2 separate regions of the Homo sapiens genome follow, and region 1 is linked to region 2. A link is an interaction called in ENCODE POLR2A ChIA-PET data of the cell type or tissue named here. Cell type or tissue: GM12878. All regions are shown on one strand. Region 1 has its middle 13 kb from the start of GPR32. Region 2 overlaps LRRC4B (leucine rich repeat containing 4B).

Region 1 (4,000 bases), 220 kb before region 2:
ATTCCCGGGGGGCGTTGCCACGGGGACGGGATGACAGAAACTCCTCCTCTCCAAACGCCCTCGCCAGGGCAGAAGTCAAAGACTGGAAAAACTTTTCTTGGAAATCTCTGCCAACGAAGACGTAGAGGAACGGGTTGAGGCAGTTGTTGACACAGCCCAAGGCAAAGCTAGCCTGGAGGATGAGCAGCATCTGGGGGTGGTAGAATTCCTTGAGCATCACCCGTCGCCACAGATGGACCAACAGCATCACGTTAAATGGGAACCAGCAGATAAAGCGCTCACCAGCACCAGCAGCAGCCTCTTGGGCCGGTTGGCATGGACCCAGCCCTCCCGCAAGAGCTTGGCCCGGATGAGGTGGGCGCAGGTGCCTATGATTGCTAAGGGCCCCAGGAAGCCCAGCAGGAAGTGGGCCATGATCACCGCCATTTGTCTCCCAAAGACCTCCTGAGTCCACATCTGGGCAGTCTCATTCTCCAAGTTGAACTGTAAGTAGCACTGCATACAGCCATTCCATTTTCTGGTTGTCCGGAATTTCAGGTGCGCAGAGCACAAGGCGGCGGCCAGGAGCCACACCCCGAAGGCCAGCCAGCTCGCCCTCTGCTCAGTGCGGTGGTTCAGGGCCCAGACGGGGTAGAGGACAGAGATGCAACGGTCCACAGAGATGAGGACCAGGAGGCAGTTACTGGTGGAGAAGGTGAGGAACACAAAACCGGTGTAGAGTTTGCAGGCCCACTCTCCAAGGAGCCACTGCCTGGAGACAATATAGTACACGAGGATGGGCAGAGACAGTGAGAGCATGAAATCGGCAAGGGCCAGGTGGAAGAAGCAGACGGTGGAGACTGTGCGGGCCATGCGGAAGACAGTCACCCACGGCACCAGCCCATTGCCCAGCACTCCGACGACAAAGGAGGCAGACAGGACAGCCATGGTTAGAGGGCGGAGGGACCCCACTTCCTCAGACAGGCATCTGGAAGCATTCATCTTCCTGGAACAGGAATGACCCTGTGTCAGGGCCCCAGGTTGCCTGTCACTGCAGCCCCTGGTCCCCTCCGAGACCCCACTGATGATTTATTTCTCCATTTGATACTTTTTATGGAATGATTATTATTATTATTCTTTTTGAGACAGGGTCACATTCTGTCACCCAGGCTGGAGTGCAATGGTACAATCATAGATCACTGCAGCCTCCACTTCCTAGGCTCAAGAGATCCTCCCACCTCAGCTTCCTGGAGTAGCTGGGACTACAGGCACTTACCACCATGCCTGGCTAATTTTTTTAATTTTTTTTATTTATTTATTTTTTTTGAGATGCAGTCTTGCTCTGTCTCCCAGGCTGGAGTGCAGTGGCCTGATCTCGGCTCACTGCAACCTCCACCTACCAGGTTCAAGCAATTCTCCCGCCTCAGCCTCCCAAGTAGCTGGAACTACATGCACACGCCACCACGCCTGGCTAATTTTTGTGTTTTTAGTAGAGACGGGGTTTTATGATTTTGGCCAGGCTGGTCTCCAACTCCTGACCTCATGATCCACCCACCTCAGCCTCCAAAATGCTAGGATTGCAGGTGTGAGCCACTGTGCCTAGCCTTAGTTTTCTTTTCTGTAGAGATGGGGTCTTGCTGTGTTGCCCAGGCTACTCTTCAACTATTGGCTTCAAGTGATCCTCCCACCTTGGCCTCCCAGAGTGCTGGGATTACAAGTGTGAGACATTGAGCACAGCCTGAATGCTTTTTATGACCCAATAATACTGTTCTTTTTTCTTTCTTTCTTTCTTTTTTTTTTTTTTTTTGAGACACAGTCTTGCTGTGTCACCCAGGCTGCAGTGCAATGGCACGATCTCGGCTCACTGGACACAATAATATTGCTCTAAGTACCAGAGATAACTCATGTAACAAAACAAGCCCTCGTGGAACTTACATCCCAGTGGGAGATGTCAGGTATAATACATATAATAAATTAATTCATGATATACTGCTTTAGAAGATTGCCAAGTGTTATGGAAAAATAATAAGTAAAGTGGAGGGGGCCAGGTGTGGAGGGTCATGCCTGTAATCACAGCACTTTGTGAGGCTGAAGCAGAAGGACTGGATGAAGTCAGGAGTTCCAGTCCAAGGTGGCCAACATAGTGAGACCCAGTCTCTATAAAAAATAAATAATTAAAAATTTTTTGGCCGGGTGCAGTGGCTCACGCCTGTAACCCCAACACTTTGGGAGGTCAAGGCAGGCAGATCACCTGAGGTCAGGAGTTCGAGACCAGCCTGCTCAACAGGGCGAAACCCTGTCTCTACTAAAAATACAAAAATTAGCCAGGCATGGTGGTGCACACCTGTAATCCCAGGTATTCGGGAGGCTGAGAATCACTTGAACCTGGGAGGTTGGAGGTTGCAGGGAGCCGAGATCAGGCCACTGCACTCCAGCCTCGGCGACAGAGTGAGACTCCATCTCCAAAAAAAAAAAAAAAAAATCAAGTTAAGGAGAATTGAGAATGTGAGGGACAAGACGGAAAGCAGAAAGGGGACACTGGTACATTAAACGGGGTTGTCAGGGAAGACCTCAATAAGAATATAACATTTGGCCAGGCTCGGTGGCTCATGCCTGTAATCTCAACACTTTGGGATGCCAAGGCGGGAGGATCACCTGAGATTAAGGGTTCAAGACCATCCTGGCCAACGTGGTGAAACCCCGTCTCTACTAAAAACACAAAAAAATTAGCTGGGCGTGGTAGCACACACATGTAATCCCAGCTACTCGGGAGGTTAGGGCAGGAGAATCACTTTAACCCGGGAGGCAGAGGTTGCAGTGAGCCGAGATCACGCCATTGCACTACAGCATGGGAGACAGGGAGAGACTATTACAAAAAAAAAAAAAAAGAATATAACATTTGAGCAAAGTTTTGGAGGAAATGACAAAGTGAGGCACATACGTATCTGGAGGAAGAGCCCTTCAGGCAGAACCAGCAGCTTGTGCAAAGGTCCTGAGGCAGGACGGTGCCTGGAATGCTCAAGGAACAGCAGGGAGGCCGGTGTGGCTGGAGCCACGTGGGCAATGGGAAGAGAGGTGAGACGTGAAGGCAGAGAGGGAAGCGGACAGATGGAGCAGGACCCTGTGAGTCATAGTGCAGACTCTCCTGGCCTTTCCTGTGAGTGAGATGGGAGTTACAAGAGACTGTTGAGCAGAGAAGGAACAATATCTGACTTAGGTCTTAACAATCACTGTGACTTTAAGGTTGAGACTAGACTGAGGGGGTGGGATGGAAGCAGGAGGCCGGGAGGAAGCTGCTGCAGTAACCCAGGTGGGCAGTGATGGGGATGGGGACCAGGGTGATGTCAGAGGAGGGGGTGGGAAGCAGATTCCAGGGTCAAGGTGGAGCTGGCTAGATTTGCTGCTGGGCTGGATGTGTGAGGTGAGAGGGAGAGCAGTGTCGGGGTGACTGCAGGACTTTTGAACCGATGGAAGCTGGAGTTGCTGTGCACTGGGATGGGGGAGACTGCAGGAGAGCAGGTTTGGGGTAAGACCAGGAGCTCAGGTTTGGGGTAAGACCAGGAGCTCCGGGTTGGTCACTTCGCCTTTGAAATGCCTGTAAGACATCCCGGGGAAAGTTCACTTAGGCAGCTGGATACCGGCAGCAAGATTACAGGAGGGGGCCCAGCACAGTGGCTCACGCCTGTAATCCCAGCACTTTGGAAGGCCGAGGTGGGCGGATCACCTGAGGTCAGGAGTTTGAGACCAGCCTGGCCAACATGGCAAAACCCCATCTCTACTAAAAATACAAAAATTAGATGGGTGTGGTTGCAGGTGCCTGTAATCCTAGCTACTCGGGAGGCTGAGGCAGGGGAATCGCTTGAACCCAGGAGATGGGGGTTACAGTGAGGCAAGATCACACCACAGCACTCCAGTCTGGGTGACAAAGTGAGGCTCTGTCTCAAAATTAAAACAAAAAAATTACAGAGGGGTTCCTGGCTGGGTACGGGCATGTGGGAGTCAGAATTTAGATGCCAGCAGG
Region 2 (4,000 bases):
GCGCTCTTCTCCATGGCTTACAGATATCGAGACAGTTTAATCCTCACAAGGATGCCGTGGTCTCGTCACCACCCCGTGGCGAGTCTAGGAGCTGAGCTGAGACCCGTGCATCTTTCTCCCTGCATGGGCTGTCCCTCCTGTGTCTGAACAGCCCCGGCTAATCCATCTGCAGCATTCAGTGCAGCCCTGATTTGTTTATTGAGCACCTAGTGTGTGCCAGGCACCACCCGAGGCCCAGAGAGCAGGACATACAGAGATCCCTGCCCTCTCGACACTGCGTGCAGAAAGAGGTCGTTCAGAAAGTCGGCAAGTCTCATCCGGGCACAGTGGCTCACGCCTGTAATCCTAGCACTTCGGGAGGCTGAGGCGGGTGCTCACTTGAGGTCAGGAGCTTGAGACCAGCCTGACCAACGTAGTGAAACCCCATCTCTACTAAAAATACAAAAATTAGCCAGGTGTGGTGATGTGTTACTGTAATCCCAGATACTCGGGAGGGTGAGGCAGGAGAATCGCTTGAACCTGGGAGGCGAAGGTTGCAGTGAGCTGAGATCATGCTATTGCACTCCAGCCTGGGCGACAGAGCGAGACTCCATCATAAAAAAAAAAAAAAGGAAGGTAAACAAGTCCAGTAGCAGCGTGCACGAGCTGGCGGGGGGCTGCTGAGCTGAACATAGTGAGGGGAGGCCAGGGAAGGCTGCCCAGGAAGCGGTGTAGGCCCATGGCCTGTGCCTCAGCTTAACCCCACTCTCCCACCCCACCCGCAGGTGCCTTAGGCAAAGTCCTGCTGCCTTGCTTGGTCTTGCACATGCCTCTGATATAGATCTCATCCCCTTGTTGTTTACACCCAGGTTCAGATGCCTCTCTGGGCTCCTGGTGGTGGGGAAGGGTGGGAGGCGGGTAGCCATCCAGCCAGACTTTCCACCCAGGCCAGGGCCTGGTCCCAGAAGGGCTCAGGAGGCCACTCCCAGGAGGATGAATGGGAGGAGGGAGACAGGGACGTCTAGGCCTGAGCCGGGTCAGTGTGAGAATCAGGGGCCCACAACGGCCCCTGCAGTGCTGCCAGTCATGGCATCAGGGAAGTCCCTGTTGGAGAGGGAGGCACAAGTTCCTTGTCTCAGGGACAAGCAAGAAATATGAGAAGTCATCATAAAGACAGTTGATGTGACAAATAACGGTTTTTAAAATCTGAATGTAAAAAAATTAACACACACACACAAACAACAGTAAGCTTGCTAAACTTTTGTGATTGACTCATTATATTCAAAACATAAAAACAGGCCGAGTGCAGTGGTTCACGTCTGTAATCCCAGCACTCTGGGAGGCAGAGGCAGGCAGATCACCTGAGGTCAGGAGTTGGAGACCAGCCCGGCCAACTTGGTGAAACCTTGTCTCTACTAAAATACAAAAATTAGCCTGGTGTGGTTGTTTGCACCTGCAATCCCAGCTACTCAGGAGGCTAAGGTGGGAGAATCACTTGAACCCAGGAGGCGGAGGCTGCAGTGAGCTGAAATCATGCCACTGCACTCCAGCCTGAGCAATAGAGCAAGATCCTGTCTTAAAAATAAATAAATAAATAAACAGGCCGGGCGTGGTGGGTCACGCCTGTAATCCCAGCACTTTGGGAGGCCAAGGCGGGCAGATCATGAGGTCAGGAGATCGAGACCATCCTGGCTAACACAGTGAAACCCTGTCTCTACTAAAAATACAAACAATTAGCTGGGTGTGGTGGCAGGCGCCTGTAATCCCAGCTACTCGGGAGGCTGAGGCAGGAGAATCACTTGAACCCGGGAGGCAGAGGTTGCAGTGAGCTGAGATCGCTGCACTCCAGCCTGGTGACAGAGCAAGACTCTGTCTCAAATAAATAAATAAATATAAATAAATACAATTTATAATGTTAAGATGAACAGTTCACTTAATTGTTTTCTTACCACAGTTACATTTTTAATAAGGAATTTCTTCACAATTTATTTTCTTAAAAACCCCAACAGATCTCAGTGGGATTTTTTTCAGCTTTAGTAATATTTACCTACCACAACCAAAGTGGAAAGTCCCCCTACACAGGCCAAGTTGCAGGATAAAAGGAAAGTCCCCATCGGGGTTAGAAGGCAGTCATTGATGGGGGCCACGTCCCTTTGCCGGATTCACATCTGCATCATTGAGATCTGTCCCAGAGCCCAGCATAGGTGGAGGTGGGCTCAGCAGATGGGGGCTGAAGATCCAGGGAACTTGGAAGTGTGGGCAGCTATGTGGCTGTCAGAGGTGGCCCCAGGCCTAGGTCCTCTACTGTAGGACAAAATGTCAACATCTTCGTCAGGCTAAAGATGTTAGGGTGAGGGGGCAGGAGGATTTACCTGCGTCAAGAACCAATCCCCACCTTGCCCATCCTACTCTGTGTCAGGGCCATGAGGGTGATGACACTCACAACTTCAGAGGTGATCTGGTCTAGGGTGTTTCAAATCAGGCCTTGGAGGGGCCCCAGGCCTGCCTCCCCCTGCAACCAGGGCAGCCTCCACGATCTGTGTACACCTTTGCTGGTTAAATGATTGTTGGCATAATTGTTTTGTTTAGTGTCTCTCTTCTTCTCTGAGGCCAGGATCTAGGAAGACAGGGCTTTGTCTGTCTTGTCCACAGCTGGATCCCCAGAGCCCAGTATGACACTTGACACATAGCAGCTCTCAAAAAATAACCTGTCAAATGAGCGAAACAATACATGGTAATGTAAGAATGAATGGGCCCCACAGCTCAAAAAGCATTGTGAAGCCCACAGACAGCCCAACTGTTTCAGTTTAGGGTGGGTAGGTGTGGTGGAGACTCCCATGTCTGTGCTCAGGAGAAGGAGACGTTGAGTCTTGGTTCTGCAACTTTGGAGCCTGTGAGACTGGGGACAAGTGACTTTACTTCTCTGAACCTTCATTTTCTCAGCTATGAACCACCAGATATGAAGGGAGCAGGGGTATGTGCTTGATAACCCCCATGTGACAGAATTTCCACAAAGATTAAATGAGATCATACCTCAGAGCATTTAGCACAGCTCTGGCAATAATCGGCAGTTAACAAATTATGATTCCCCCCCTTTTACCTTATTGGGAAGCTGACCAGGATGTCTCTTTGTTTTAGAGTCAGAGATGAGATCAGCTTTGCATTATTTGGGAGGAGAAGAGAAGAATTAACTAGTCTTTGGTCTTTGTATCATTTGGGAGGAGAAGAGAAGAATGAACTGGTCTTTGGTCTTTGTATTATTTGGGAGGAGAAGAGAAGAATGAACTGGTCTTTGGTATTTGTATTATTTGGGAGGAGAAGAGAAGAATTAACTGGTCTTTGGTCTGTGTATTATTTGGGAGGAGAAGAGAAGAATTAACTGGCTTTGGTCTTTAGGTATGCATGTTAAATTTTAAGGGTAACCACTAAATAATGAGAAAATATATAAATTCTAATACAGTAGAGAGAAGAAATGGAATCATAAGAAATTCAGTCAATACAAAGAAGACAGGAAAGGGGAAAGAATAAGCTATAAAAATCAGGACAATTAAAAAGCACAAAATAACATTATAGGAAGAATTTCAAATATATTAGTAATTATAGTAAATGTAAATGAGCTAAACTTCCAGTTAAAAGACAAGGATTTCAGACTGACTTAAAATCGAAAGACATACCTAAAACATGAGGACAGAAATCATGAAAGTAAAAATGATGACAAACACAAGAAAGGTGATGTAGCTTTAATGATCTCAGACGTGCACACGAAGGTAAAAAGCAGAATAGGTTGGAAGCAGAACACCAATGCTTTTCCGTTCCCAAGTTCTGTCATATTGATGTCAACATGATTTTGACATGTTGGCATTATCACCCAGGCCAAAAAGCGTGAGGGAAACAGGGACCAGCACAACCAGGGTGTTCCCCAATAAGAGCCTTAGACACTCTAGTCTGTTTACTCAGCAGACCTTGGCCGAAGTCTGTCACGAATTTGGCCTTGCATAGCGTGCTGGGAATGCAGAAGTCG

Evidence for each region. Peaks named below come from ENCODE experiments on the same cell type or tissue, not always from the same donor. Only the 100,000 strongest peaks of a DNase experiment are listed, where the experiment ranks them.
Region 1: POLR2A ChIA-PET joins it to region 2 with 6 read pairs; 2 of 35 experiments call an interaction of 5 or more read pairs at or near these places.

Annotation. Positions count from the first base shown.
Region 1 is chr19:50,755,439-50,759,438 of GRCh38, reverse strand. It overlaps the pseudogene GPR32P1. Among named protein-coding and RNA genes, the nearest start is that of GPR32, 13 kb to the left of the region's middle. In GM12878, no CTCF peak of the experiment used is centred here; no DNase peak of the experiment used is centred here.
Region 2 is chr19:50,532,748-50,536,747 of GRCh38, reverse strand. All of the region lies in intron 2 of LRRC4B (leucine rich repeat containing 4B), which reads left to right. LOC124904747 (a long non-coding RNA gene) reads right to left here. Exons shown (of 3, transcript XR_007067300.1): 3 at 1,917-2,687. Among named protein-coding and RNA genes, the nearest start is that of ASPDH, 21 kb to the right of the region's middle. RefSeq lists an enhancer at 2,007-2,096. In GM12878, no CTCF peak of the experiment used is centred here; no DNase peak of the experiment used is centred here; H3K27ac peaks cover 1,218 bases.